Regions from separate parts of the Mus musculus genome. Here all the other regions are linked to region 1. Evidence: chromatin loops called from intact Hi-C (ENCODE). Cell type or tissue: heart. All regions are shown on one strand.

Region 1 (5,000 bases):
TGTAGACCAGGCTGGCCTCGAACTCAGAAAAGATCCTACCTCTGCCTCCCAAGGCATGCGCCACCACGCCCAGCTCAATGGCTGCTTTTTGTCTCTGTTAATTTACACAATTGTACTGGGAATTTAATAACAGGCATTATTTTCACAATAAAATTGCTACTCCCTACCCTTCCTCCAAGAAACACAGGGAAGAGAGGTAGACATGCTTAGCACAGAGGGTTTAGGAAGGATAACTGGGGGACTGGGGAGACACACAGTGGGCTAAGAATGTTTGTTCTGTGACTACGAAACCCTGAGTCTGAATTCCAGCCCCCAGCTAACAAGCCAGGTGTGGCCCCATGTCCTTGTAACCCTAGCATTTCAGGGTGGGGACAGGTGGATCCTCAGATCTTGCTGGCCAGCTGACCTAGCAGAAATGGCACACGTCTGGTTCAGTGAGATAAACTGTGTTAAAAGAATATGGTGGATAAAGATAGAGGAAAGCACTTGGTGCCTCTCTGGCCTCTGCTTGTGCATGCAGGCATGCACCTACATATTACAGCCACATGCAAAGGACATACACAAGCACCTACATATTACAGTCACATGCAAAGGACACACACACGCACCTACATATTACAGTCACACATATATCAAAGATCCTGTCTCAAAAAACTAAATAGCCACCATTTCTAGACCATTTATAAAGTAGATAATTTTTAGGGTAGTTTTGGGTTAAAAAAAAAAAAGAATCGAAAGTAGAGTTACAATAAGCTTCCTGCCCCCACACAGCCAGACTCTGCAATTTCCCCATTTCCCTCCATTCCTGTTAAACAGCAGCGTCATCTCCCTGTCTCCCCACGCCTAGAGCGCTCAGTTGGTTCTGCTCCTGGTTGACTTCGCTGTGTTAAATACCCCCTGTGTGCGGGAGCACAGTATGTGTTTGCTTGGCTTGCTTCACTAGAATTTTTTCAAAGTTCATACACGTAATAGAATAGAGCAGAATTTCTGACTGTTTTGAGATAGGATCTTGCTACATAGCTCAGGTTAGTCTGGAGCTCACTATTTAGTCTAAGCTAGCCTTGAACTTGCAGCAATCCCCCTGCTTCAACCTCCCAAGTGCTGGGACTACACACATGAACCACACCTAGCTTTTACTTAAGTTTTCTTTGCTGTCTGTATTTATTTTTAATTTTACGTGTATAGACAGTTTTGCTGTGAGCCCTGGCTATCCCAGATCTCCATCTATTATAGTCCAGGCCTCTGTCTTACACTGATCCCCCTGCCTCTGCCTCCTGTGTGCTGGCATTGCAAGTGTGATCTACCCCACCCAGCCTTTCTGAGCCTTGCAAAACAGAATTTGTAGTTTGGAGAATGTAACTTTTGTGTTCTTTTTGCTTTTTCTTTATTATTTTGGATGTTACTTTAAATACAGTTGTTTTCTTAATTTCATTTTCAGTTGGTTAATTAAAAAAGAAATACCCTGACTTTTGTATCTTTATTTGTGTCCTGTAGCTATGTCAAGCGCATTACATTAGTTCTGATTGTTTTTCAATGCACTTCCTGGAATTTTCTATACATAAGACCTTTTATCCACAAAGAAAACAAAACACAAAACCAAGTACCTTTATTCTCTACATCCATAGGCCAGACATTGTGGTGCATGCCAACCCTGGGGAGGCTGAGACACAAATTACATGCTGGCCTGGGTTATACAGTGAGTTCTAGGTTAGTCTGAGTTAGAGCTAAAACCTATACAAAATTCAAACAAACAAACAAACAAAATCAGACTGGGCATGTGTGGTACATTCCTTTAGTCCCGGCACTCAGGAGGCAGAGGCGGCAGATCTCTTGAGTTCAAGGCCAGATTGGACTACCGAGTGAGTTCCAGCATGGCCAGGGAGATACAGAGAAACATTTCTTTAAAAAACAGTGTGTGTGTGTGTGTGTGTGTGTGTGCGCGCCCGTGTGTGTCTGTGTGTATGGGTGTGTGTGTGTGTGTGTGTGTGCGTGTGTGTATGTGTCTGTGTGTCTGTGTGTATGGGTGTGTGAGTGTGTGTGTATGTGTGTGTGTGTGTGTGTTTCCGTGTGTGTCTGTGTGTATGGGTGTGTGAGTGTGTGTGTGTTTGTACGCGCGCGCATGCGTGTGTGTGTGCATGTAAATTGCTTCAGGAAGCTGGAGAGATGGCTTAGCAGAATGAGCTTATCCAAGTTATCAGAGTTTGGATGCCAGCTCAGGAATGCCCGCAATTTGAGCGCCAGGAGATCTGGTGCCATCTTCTGGCTTCTGAGGGCACTGCACCTCCCCCACTATAATAAAACCCAAACAAATCATTTAAAAGCCTCAGGAAAGAAAGCCGTTATGACTGTAAGTACCAAAGTGACAGACTGGATTACCGCAGTCCTGACAAGCACAGTGTAAGTAGAAAGCCGCTTAATGATTCAGAAAAGCTTTCCAGTGGCAGAGGAGTTGGAAACTACAGGCAAAAAATAAACAATACTGAAGTCTCACAGATCTTCTGGTTTCAACAAAGCCTGTGTAATTAAATGTAGAGCATGCTATTATCATTCGTATGCCTTCATTTCTCTCTCATTGTGTCTGTGAAGATCATGAGAACCAGTTCAGATTACAGTAATAAGCACTGGGACCCTGGACACAAAGATGAAGCAATTAATCAAATCATCAAGCCATTAAATCAATGAATGTGGAGGTGACTGCAGAAGCCAGGGCCTGCAAAGTAACAACCCACAGGAGGCAAGAAGAAAATCTGTCTCAACCTCACTTAGTCAGCCAATGTTGGTTCAGACTTCTAGAGTCAGACCCAGAGGGTTTATAGCAAGTATACAGTACAATTTAGAAAAAAGCTTTATGAAGATGGGTTCTAGAGAGAGGCCACATGTGTTATCTTACGGGACTAGGGGAGGATCCCACCTCTGGGCCTGGCTGTGGGGATCTGGCCATACAGATAACACAAAGGTCACCTGGACTACTAAGTATCTCAGGTCCTGGCTGTGGTAGCTTGGTGTGGCCTGGCTCTTCAGAACACACAAATCACCAGGTTGTTGACCACCACCACTCCAGCCTTCTGGGTAGAAAGACAGGTTACACATGTCTCCTGTTGGAGAGAGACAAACCTGCTTAACACTCCTGGTTTCCCCAGGGCTTATCTGTGAGCACAAGGTCCTTTGTGCTCCCGCCACAGCGAGAGGGGAAAGTGTGTGTATAGGGAGGGTGGGAGTAGGTGACTGTTAAAGAACAGAGCAGACTCTTCAGAAATTACATTTGTTCATTGAGTGTATGTGTAAAGTGTGCACATACCACTGTGTGTGTGTGGAGGTCAGAGGGCAACTTGGAGGGATGGCTGCATTACTTCTCCCGTGTAGGTCCTGGGACGGCTTGACAGCAAGTGCGTTCATTGCTGAGCCATCTTGCCAACCCTACAATCAACTTAATATTTAAAGTTGAACTGCAGCTTGGATACTGACTTGAAGTAACCAACAGTGAAAAGGTGCTTTAAGCAACTGGAGAAAAATTCAGAAAGGGACTATGTAATAAACGAGACCAACAAGCAGTTGGAGGGCCTAGAGAGACAGCTCAGTGGTTGAGACACTTGCTGTTTGCAGGGGACCCTAAGTTTAGTCCCCAACCCCCATATCAGGAAGCTCCCAGCTGCCTGCAGCCCCAGCTCTGGGAATCCAGCATCTTCTGAACTCTGCAAACGTGCACTCACACAAATACACATAATCACAAAAACACAAAACTTTTAAGCCAGGAGCAAGGCTGGAGAGATGGCTCAGTGGCTGCTCTTGCAAAGAACATGGGTTCAGGTCCCAGCACCCATGTGACAGCGCACAACTGTCTGCAACTCCAGTTCCAGAGGATCCAATGCCTTCTTCTCACCTCCCTGTGTACCATGCATGCAGGTAGAACACACATATACATGCATAAAAAAACTTAACAGGTTGTTTGTTTGTTTGTTTTATAAAGATTTATTTATTTATTATATATAAGTACATTGTAGCTGTCTTCAGACACACCAGAAGAGGGCATCAGATCCCATTACAGATGGCTGTGAGCCACCACGTGGTTGCTGGGATTCGAACTCAGGACCTTTGGAAGAGCAGTCAGTGCTCTTAACCACTGAGCCTCTCTCCACTCCTTGTTTGTTTTTTAAAGGTAGGGCCTTGGATGGTGACTGTTATCCCACTGCTAAGGAAGCAGAATGGGAAATTCCCTAGTGCCCTCTGGCCGGCCAGCCTAGCCTACGCGGAGAGTCCCTGGCCAGTGAGTGACCTTGTGAAAAGATGGGCAGCATCTGAAGAACAAGGCCCAAGGTTGACCTTTGACCTCCCACATACACAATGACTGGACATCCCAACGTGTGCAGTCCCAACCCCACAAACCACTGAAAAGACTGACAAACTATTTTAAACTTTGTGTCAGAATATCAACTAGGAATTGGAACATTATTTATAACCTAGAATATGGAAAGTAAACATTTGTTTAATGGGAGCTAAATAAATATGTACTTCTAATTTTTTTTTTTAGTTACTTATTCATCGTGTCTGTTTGTGGATCAGACACCTTGCAGGAATCAGTTCTCCTATCTGTCACAAGGGTCTGGAGGACGGAGTTAGAGTCATCCCGCACGGTGGCAACAGTGTTTACCCCGAGCCACCTCACCAGCTCCTGAGCAGCTTCTCAGTACAACTCACTGCTCCTACAAATATAGTTGTTTCTGGGTCAAACTTTATTACCCCCATTACTTACCATCATTTTGGAGGAATGCAAATACACAAGAGAGAAACTAAAGGCAAATTAGAAAAATAAGAAAGATGAGATTTACCTCTGGGTAAATACATTTGCATACTAAAAAAATTAAAGAGAATCTGTAAAAGTGTCTTTTCTTTGCTAGATATTAATTGTGGTCTCAGGCTTACCGCCTCTGTCGGCTAACCTAGGCCTAGTCCCAGAAGTGTTTAGCCTCCGTACACTCTAACCTAGGCCCAGAATGTTTTAG
Region 2 (5,000 bases), 250 kb before region 1:
ACAGAAAGTGTCTCGAAAGCCTCACCGTGTGCCCCACCGTCTGTGCCCACGACGGCAGCTCCACCTCTCCCGAAGCCTCTGAGCACTGCACTTCTGTCCCCTTCCCCAACTTTGGTTTTGCCAAACCTGGCAAATGTGGATCTGGCAAAGATCAGTTCCATCCTTAGCAGCCTAACATCAGTCATGAAAAATACGGGTAAGTGAGCCACTGATGATGCTGAGCCACTGATTTCCGTCTTTGTTTCATTGAACCAGCAAAGTGGGGTTTTTTTGTTGGTGGTGGTGGTGAAATTAGTACAATTTTTTCATTAAAAATACATTAAAAATGGATGGACACCTTAGAAAAGCCAAAAAATAATATTACTACACCAAAGAAAACCACATATATATATATATACACACACACACACATATATACACATATATACATATATATACATGTATGTGGATTTGAGAGATTAGATATTTAGAATACTTTTTCTTTTAATAATTGAAACATTGCCTATATTATCTTTAAATCAGCTTATTTAAAACTTCAGTATGTATGACAAATTTTTAGTTATTAAATATTCATTTAAACAGCTGGTTGTGGTGGCACACACCTGAAATCTCAGCACTTGGGAAAAGAGGCAGGATATGAGGCATTCAGGGATAGCCTGGGCTACATGAGGCCCTTTCTGGACAAAAATGATGGAGATGGGTAGGAAGATGGTTCTGTGAGTGAAGTGCTTGATTTCGTAAGCCTGAGGGCCTGAGCTTAGATTGCCAGCACCCACACAACAACCAGGCTTAGCTGTGTGTGCCTGTAGCTCCACTGTTGAGAGTGAGTACCCACTGGTAGATACTGGGGAGAAGCAGCCAGTCTAGCAGAAACCTGAAGTTCCAGATTCAGTGATTGACGTAATCTCCCAAAATTAGATAGTGACAGAGGAAGGCACACGGTGTCATTTTGGTCTCCAGGTACACACAATGTGGGAGTGTATAACTGTGCATGTACCACACACAAGAAAAGTCATGTGCATCAACTTTAATGGCTATTGTAGTATATGGTAATTCTTGTTATTAGACATTACTATGTTTTCAGCTTTTCATTTTATAAAGAATACTGAAGTCCTTGCCATGCAAACCTGATGAGACCTACATTGAATCTCCAGGATCCATGTACAGGTGGCAGGAGAGATGTGACTCCTCAAAATTCTCCTCTAACCCACATCATCCACACACTAGCAATGATAATAGTGACAGGAGGACTGTACTGCACACGCAGGTGCAGAAGGACAGACAGAAGCATTGTATCTCATCTGCACCCTGCCCAGGGTAGTATTTGGGGGCATGTGAACTAGATGTGCTACCACCTGTAACCTGAGCCCTGAGGAAGCCAAGCAGGAAGAGTAAGAATTGAAGGCCAGCCTGGGGTATATTGTGAGTCCCTGTTTAAAAAACACAAAACCAAAAGACAGCATGTAGCTTTTTAAATTGTTATCTAAGAGTATACTATTTTATATACCTAGTGTTTGGAAATTTAATTGTTCCTAACCTTTTCCATTGTCACGTTCAATCTTGAAAAGATAATATTTTAATTAAAGTTTTTTTTTTCATTTGTTCACTTATATTTATTTGTAAAACATCTGTTCATAGTGGTTTGGTCACATTTTAAGAAACCAAATGTTTTTCTTGCGTCTGCGTTTACCTTTTTACTGTGCTTTGAAGTGTAACAGTGTAAAGGAATTTATTTGTATAATGTCACCTTAAAGGCTGTGTAAGAGGAAAACCCTTGCCACTCCCATAGACATGCAGTGAAGGTGCTCTGCATTGGTAGTGCCTCTGATCCTGTCGTCCTGCTGCATTCGCTGAGCAGCGTGGGTGCAGAAACAGATTGCCGCTCTGAAAACCAAGGAATGTGCATGAAAATAACATAGTGCTTGTTTGTTTTAAGAATATTCCAAACAGAAACAACAGTTCATATTTTCAGATGTTTTTCTTTGTATGTGTCAAAATGGGCACTGTTTGTGGATCAGTCAACCAGAATTACTATTAAACAATCTTTCATTGACTGGAAAGTGTCATGAATTGAGTATTGCATTTTCTTGAGTTCATCTTTCTGCCACCAGGGGTCAGTTCTGCATCAAGACCTTCTCCAGGAATTCCTACCAGTCCCAGCAACCTCAGCAGTGGCCTGAAAACACCTGCACCTGCCACAACACCATCTCACAACCCTCTGGCAAATATCCTGTCAAAGGTGGAGATCACCCCAGAGAGCATTCTCTCTGCTCTTTCTAAAACCCAGACACAGTCAGCCCCTGCACTCCAAGGTAAACTGACATGTGCCAGAGGGACTTGAATTGTGAATGTTTGTCTCCAGGGTAACCTTGAATTCTAACTCAGAGGAATCCAAAGTCATGAAATGTACAATACAGTTAATTCATTACTGTCTTTATACTTATCATTTATGAGGTAGCAGTTATAGAATTGAAAATGTCAACACTAAAACAGACTCTAAATATTATCTAGTAACACCCTCCCATTCAGGTAAGGAGACCAAGCTCATGAGGTGATGTGGTTGGTTAAGGTAATGCGTTCGTCTGATGTGTGATGAACTGAGACTAGAAGCCAGACTTGTTGGTTTGCTAATAATATTCCATCCTACGGCAGGGCACAACTGTAGCTTACATTAACCCTAGCTCTTAGTGCAGGGTAGTGTGTGTGTTGAGTTTTAATATTATAACCTATATCAAACATAACCTATATATCTTGTTTTCTCCCTTCTGTTTGTAGTCTCTGCCTCATTTAAACTTCTATTTTTTGCTTTCTCAGTTGTCTTGTATATACAACTGCCTCAGTTTTTCATGAATCACTTGATCTTTCAATTCTTATTTTCCAGATTCCTACACAACCTTCTTAAACATCTCAGTATAATGATGCAGTTAATTGTAAATACCAGATCTGTATCGTTGCTAAAGCCAGGGACTTCTAGGTGACACTTAGTAATAACTAGAGATACTTTTGTTTGTTTCAACTGGGACAGAAACTCCTAAGCACTAATGGGTCAATGTCAGAGAAATGTCGTTGAATATCTTATAATGCATAGAATAGTCTCCAACCACAAAAAAATGTATCTATGCTAGAATATCAGCAGCGATAAGGTAAGGAACCCTGTCCTTATGAGTAGAGCATATAAATAGCTATTACTTTCTGTTCCTGAACTGTTCTGGGACAGTCTATTACTATTGCTTCTTCAGTAGTCATTCAAAGAGAGTTTTATTTTACAGAACTAAATAGAAGATCCAGTGACCTTCTGAAACCCTTCTCTGTTGGAACTAGCAATTAAGAATTGATGTTTCCAGTAATCCCAATTCTTAGAAGACTAGATCCCCAGTTACAGGCTAGCCTATGCTGCAGTGGGATGTTACTGTTTTTTCGTTTTCCTTTTTCTTTTTTTAAAGATTTATTTTATTTACATGAGTGCACTGTATTTTTTCTTTTTTATGGCACAAAATATTGATGATAATCTACAATATTTGATTGTGTACAGCTCAAGAGATTTTGATGCTTTTGACTTTGCACTTTCTGTTGTCATTCTATATAGATACAGAAAATCTTGAAGTCACGTATATTAGTTTCTCCTATAGATGCAACACGGTATTTATAGAGTTCCTTTTGCTCTGCAGATTGCAAGTTGTCCTTCTTGTCACTTGAAGAAATCAGATCTGACAGGATAAGAAATAAAAACACAAAAAATACCTCCTTATGGAATAGCAGAGTTTGTCATTTTTCTTTTGCTTTTAGAAAGTGGAATTCCTAGCCAAGTGTGGTGGCATGCTGCAATCCCAGCACTTGGAAGGTAGAGGCAGGTAGATCTCTATGAATTCAAGACCAGCCTAGTCAACAGAGCAAGTTCCAGGGCTACATAGAAAGATCATGGAAAAAAGGGAAAAATTCCATTTTCGTGGGGGAAATAAGTGGAGTTTTCCTTTTAAAAAAAAAAAAAAAAGACTTATTTGTTTTATATAAGTACACTTGTAGCTGTCTTCAGACACACCAGAAAAGTGCATCGGGTTCCATTACAGATGGTTGTGAGCCACCATGTGGTTGCTGGGAATTGAACTCAGGACCTCTGAAAGAGAAGTCAGTGCTCTTAATCACTGAGCTGTCTGTCTGGCCCCATGGAATTTTCCTTAACCGTTCAGTATGCTAAAACATAAATGCTCATGTTTACTCAACACTATAAACAAAAATCTTTCAGAGGCTAGCAAGATAGCTTAGTGGGTAAAGCTACTTGCTGCCAAAGCAGACTACCTGAGACCCACGTGGTGGAAGAAGAGAACCAGCTCCCTAAAATTGTTCTCTCTCTATCACACACATACACACAATATAGTTTTTTAAGGCTTTATTTATTTATTTTTTTTCTCAAGAAAGAAAATTTTTTCCAGGTGGTGGTGGTGTATGCCTTTAATCCCAGAACTCAGAAGGCAAGGGGAAGGCAGATCTCTGGAGTTTGAGGACAGCCAGGGCTACACAAAGAAACCCTGTCTTTTAAAGAGATTTTTTTTCTTAGAACTTTATTTTTGTCTTCCACAGTTCTATTGATGAATTAAAAAAAAAAGACTTCACAGCTTGTTGAGGTAAAATAAATGTAGAAAAGACCAAAAGAATTTCCTGTCTTACAAAATATAAGTAACAGCTCTCTCTTTAAGTTCACTTCTTTATAGAGGAGGGGTTATATCTGCCTTCATGCTTATGGAGGTCAGAGGACAACTTGTGGAAATTGTTTCTCTTCTACAATGTGGATGCTGAGAATCAAACTCAAATCATCAGGCTTGGCATTGGGTGCCTTAGCCATTGAGCCATCAAACTGACTTGACAGTAACTATCTTTGACAAAGCAGTAGTCTATGAAAGAACATGTCCCCCACAGTATCTGAGAGACAATACTGAGTATCTTTTTAAAACATCTTACATACATACCTCACATCTGTGACTTCAGCATTCGGTCAGGATTGT
Region 3 (5,000 bases), 99 kb before region 1:
ATCTTTATTATACAGAAATGTGAAGGCAATATACACTAAATGAGTGTTTGGCAGTGAACATTACACAGATTAGAAGTGAAGACATTCTCATTGTATGGACATATAAAAATAAACATTGAGAGTTGCAAGAAAGAATTCAACTTCTATTCCCCAAACAAGCTAAAGCTTTCAAAGGAAAATCTGGTTTCAATTCACTATGAATTGTTCTAAGGGGAAGATAATATGAGCTGCTAGATTATACATGGCCTGGCTTTTGCCCTTCTAGAAAGCCAGACTAAGGCTCTGCTTAGCTTCTCAAATGACAGCTTTTATCTCTACTCATCTAAGAGTCAGATGAAAACAATAACAATAAGCTGGAGAACTTTCATGGACCTAGGAAGGTTCAAGGGAACGATGAGGTTATAATTTATTTCTGATTAGAAGGATTTGGTATTAGTCCAAGTCATCTGTGGTGGCTGTGTGAAAGCCTGTCTCTCCCCAGTGGTCAACAGGGTGCTTGAACTCTGCACAACACAGTGCTGGCCTCTTCACAACCCTTGAGCTTAGGCTTTGCATCTGCTGCTGGTGACACTCAACTGGCCATCTAAATAGGATCTCTCCACCCTCTTCATCCTCTCTACTGAAGCAAAAACATTTTAAGGGATTTGGCCAGGATGGCTGTGTTGAAAGAAGACACAATTTAGAGGGTGACAATAGATTAAATATAGACAGAATTACTGCCAAAGCCCTTAAATACAGGGAAAATTTATCCATTTATGTAGGAAATAAAAACAGGGACTATGCAAATATGGAGGTTGGCTACATTGTTGGGACTCAATGCTGTAATTTGGGACTTGAAACTTAATTCCCTTAATTTTATCAGAGTAGAGATATTTAAAGTAGTCTAGAGCAAACAGAACAGTCACATACTGAAGGATATGTGAAAAGTCTTTAATTTTTCAATGCGAGATGGTCTCATATAGCCAAGGCTAGCCCTGAATCTAGCTGCCACTCTCTCTTCAGGGCTCAGATGACACTTGGTTTCATGGATGTGAAGTCTCATGTTGCCCCACTTCTCTACAGGTCCTAATGCTGGCTGTAAGGAGGAGGTGACTGAGGCACACTGCTTTTTCAATTCAGAATCTTAATGAGTGTGGGAGCCAGACAAAGCTAAAAAGGAGTGTAGAATACATTTCTGCTCTGAGAACTAAGGGATTCGGGTCATCAAACTTGGAGTGTTTTCATTATGTGAAGATGAGAAAATCACAGGTGGGAGGTATAATCTCAGGAACCATTTGCTTCAAAAATTAGTCTTGTTCCCACTGCCTCTCATTCAAAGAGTCAGTGATTTCAGGAAGTGTCACTGCTTAACAGAGCGGAGAAACAAAGCCTGAGAAAACATGAATAAGGGAGAAAAAAAATTGAATATGGTTTACTGTTCATTTCCTTCACATTTTGTTGCTGGAAAACTCTAATCCCCACACAGGAACTCTTGTTTATCCAGAACCACACTGGTTAAAACTAAACCCAGAAATGGGAGTTGTTTATTAGATGTGTGTGGGTTCACCCCTTTCATTCAGACAGAGTGGAAGTGAGGAGAAACAGTCTGCTTAGAAGGTCATGGCCGATGGACAGAGAGGCCATGAAGTTTTCCTCCTCAAGTCAGGAGTCTGATTCAAAAAGTGGGGAAATGATGATAGCATCTTATCACACTGAACTCAGTGATTGGGTCTCTGAGAGTCACCAGCCAGCCGGGAAAAGGAGACACCCGCCTGCTGGCTTTAGGATTTGTTGAAGGCTGCCAGCACAGCCCAGATCATCTCTGTAGCATTGTGCTTTGTCCCCTCCACTTCAGGGTCCAGTTCTACTAGGTCCTTGGTTCGATTCATTGCCACATCATACTTATCATCTGTCAGACAAGAGAAGACATTCTCCAGCACATCAGAAGAGTGGGCCAGCACCAGGAGGGCCAGTGTTCGCCTGTCCATGCGCTGAGGGTCATTTACCCACCGTTCTAGCACACTGTCTTGAAGCTTTTTCATTAGTCGCTGTTTCTCTGTCGTATTGGTCACTGGATGAGTGGTCATGTCGAAGAGCAGGAAATTCTGCTTCTCTGTGGTTAGAATGCCCTTTTCCACCAGGTTCTTGGCAATTCGTTCTCGTACATTTCTCAGCTGGTACTGTAATTTGAAAGGGTTCCATGTCTCACCTGTTGGGAAACAGACAGTGGAAAACAAAATTTAAAAAGCCAGTTTGTTATTTGAGCCTCGTTTAAAAATTTTTAAAAAAAGATTTATTTTATTTATATGAGTGCAATGTAGCTGACTTCAAACACACCAGAAGAGGGCGTCAGATCTCATTTATGGGTGGTTGTGAGCCACCATGTGGTGGCTGGGAATTGAACTCAAGACCTCTGGAAGAACAGCCAGTGCTCTTAACTGCTGAGCCATCTCTTCAGCCGACCTTGTTTAAAATTTTAAAAGCACAATCTCCATCCATGGAGGAACATGCCAACTCACTCTTTGATCCACACTTTGTGCTTTCTGTGTTGGGTTTTTTGGTTTTTCGAGACAGGGTTTCTCTTTATAGCCCTGGCTGTCCTGGAACTCATTCTGTAGACCAGGCTGGCCTCGAACTCAGAAATCTGCCTAACTCTGCCTCCTGAGTGCTGGAATTAAAGGCGTGCTCCACCATTGCAGAGGTCTAAGGTCCCTTTCTTCTACTTATTGGATGGAAGGCCTATCCAGAAGTGGTGACCTGACAATATGGATCAAGCTGCCCCATTCTAGCTTCTTTGAAGAGGTTCTAGACTGGAAAAGAAATGACAAGAAAGAGGATAAAAGGCTGCCTGCCATTCCACTACCCATAGTGCAAGAGTACCAGTATCACACTAGGAGAAATGGGCTAAAAGCCTGCAGGAAGAGTTCCACAGCTGAACCTGAGAAGTCCATTTGGTTGCGTGTAGAGAATTTTAAGTCAAAAGGTGTTGCTGAAAACCATGGAAAAGTTGGTAAAGAACAATTACCAGGATTATGAGAGCAAACATAAATTGACAAAGCCTCCGAGAATTTAACAGTAACCAGAGAAAATGAAGCAAAACCCTGTTGGGATCATGGCTAACTCTGGTGGGTGCAAGGGTGTGGGCTTACACTAGATGCACATACTCAAGGTGCAATCAGAACAGGGTTTGGAGCTTGATTAAAGGATGTCACAGATACCAGGGGTTTAAGCATAACCTCTGACCGAACATGTAACAGTAAGGTACCATCCACCCCACCCCATCTACTTTCCTTTCTGAGACAGTGTCTGAACATATACAAAGTGGCTTAGATTTCCTTATGTCGGGCCTCAAACTGGTGATCCTTCTGCCTCAGGTGTGCATTCCCCTGCCCAGATAATAAGCAGCTATGACTCTAATAAGTTAGGCTTGAATATGCATCTCTGGTAGACTTCCAGGTTCTCCTGGAATTCTGGTTTTCTTTTGGTTTCTTCTTTCTTTTCTTCTCTCTTCTTCTTTCCTCCTCCTCCCTCCTCCTCCTCCTCCTTCCTCTTCTTTTTTCTTCTTCATCTGTTTTATTTTATTTTTTTCGAGACAGGGTTTCTCTGTGTAGCCCTGGCTGTCCTGGAACTCACTTTGTAGACCAGGCTGGCCTCAAACTCAGAAATCTGCCTGCCTCTGCCTCCCAAGTGCTGGGATTAAAGGTGTGCGCCACCACGCCCGGCTGAATTCTGGTTTTCTATATTGCAGAAGCTCTATTTGACCTGGTAAAGCTGAGAAGACTGAGGTTTGCTTCCTGTGCTTGATGGACAGGAGCTATTCAGGTGTCATAGGCTGGCAACACTGGGACCCTAAATGTCCCATCTTAACTTTGAGAAGAAGTTCTACACTGGAAGGGCAAGCTGTGTTTATAATCAAGACTGTTGCCTTCCTCAGGAAAAAAACAAAAAACAAAACAAAAAAAAAAAAAAACCCAAAAATAAAAAGCAAAAACCCAGAAAAGGAATTTCCAAGTTACTAGCCTTTATTCTTGTATTTTTTGCTTCTGTAAAAAAAAAAAAAAAAAAAAAAAAAATGGGGTGAATTATAATCTAATAGCTGTGTCCAGATCTCATCACATCCTATATATTCAACAGTAAAAGGGTAAAATAAAACCTAAGTACAGCTCAGTAGTTTAGACTCTGCCTAGCACGTTGGTCAGGCCATAGGGTGAATCCCTAACATCAAAGAAACAGCAATAACATTTAATTGGATCATGTATGGTGGCCTATGCTAGCAACCCCAGCACTCAGGAGACAGAGGAGGAACATGAAGACTTCAAGGTCATGTTTAAATACACAACGAGTTTCAAGATCAGTCTGGGCTACAAGAGACCTTATCTCAGTAAACAACAATCACAACAACAGAACCCAAAAAAGTTGTGCTGAAGAGATGGTTTAGGAGTTGAAAGAACTTGTTCTTCCAGAGGACCTAGGTTCCCAACTGTCTATAACTCCAGATCCAGGGGATCTAATGTTCTCTTTTGGCTTTCACAGGCTGTGTACACATGTAGTGTACTAAGATACATGCAGGCGGGGCTGGAGAGCACTGACTGATCTTCCAAAGGTCCTGAGTTCAAATCCCAGCAACCACATGGTGGCTCACAACCATCTGTAATGAGATCTGATGCCCTCTTCTGGTGTGTCTGAAAACAGCTACAGTGTACTTATATATAATAAGTAAATCTTAAAAAAAAAAACCCAAAATGTAATTGGCTAAAGGGGTTATGCTGCTTGCTTTTCATTGTCACCTTGGTTTCGATTCCCAGGAGAGGGCTGGCTGGAAGAAAAAGCAGGTAACAAGTGCTTACTGGGAAAGCCTGCTGACCAGGGGCTGATCCCTGCAATTTATATGGAATGAGAGACTCCTAAAAGCTGTCTCCTGACTTCCACATGTGTGCAATGGTACACACACATGCTAAAAGTAAGGGGCACCTGCTGGGATGACTCAGGGGTCAAGGCGCTTGCTGCCAAGCCTGACAGTC

The links. Peaks named below come from ENCODE experiments on the same cell type or tissue, not always from the same donor. Only the 100,000 strongest peaks of a DNase experiment are listed, where the experiment ranks them.
Region 2: a loop joins it to region 1, with 10 times the contacts of the local background. A loop is called at or near these places in 15 of 42 quality-filtered maps.
Region 3: it touches region 1 in a loop (2.6-fold over the local background); 7 of 42 quality-filtered maps call a loop at or near these places.

What each region holds. Positions count from the first base shown.
Region 1 is chr3:95,514,902-95,519,901 of GRCm38, reverse strand. No RefSeq gene overlaps it. Among named protein-coding and RNA genes, the nearest start is that of Gm40096, 7.1 kb to the left of the region's middle. In heart, a CTCF peak has its summit at 2,280 (motif pointing left); a DNase peak (open chromatin) is centred at 831; H3K27ac peaks cover 3,972 bases.
Region 2 is chr3:95,769,308-95,774,307 of GRCm38, reverse strand. Rprd2 (regulation of nuclear pre-mRNA domain containing 2) reads left to right here. Exons shown (of 11, transcript NM_001368178.1): 9 at 1-196; 10 at 2,112-2,312. Among named protein-coding and RNA genes, the nearest start is that of Tars2, 17 kb to the right of the region's middle. In heart, a CTCF peak has its summit at 2,098 (motif pointing right); no DNase peak of the experiment used is centred here.
Region 3 is chr3:95,614,232-95,619,231 of GRCm38, reverse strand. Golph3l (golgi phosphoprotein 3-like) reads right to left here. Exons shown (of 5, transcript NM_146133.3): 5 at 1-2,188. The coding sequence ends at 1,761. Among named protein-coding and RNA genes, the nearest start is that of Ensa, 8.2 kb to the left of the region's middle. In heart, CTCF peaks have their summits at 2,313 (motif pointing right) and 4,651 (motif pointing left); no DNase peak of the experiment used is centred here.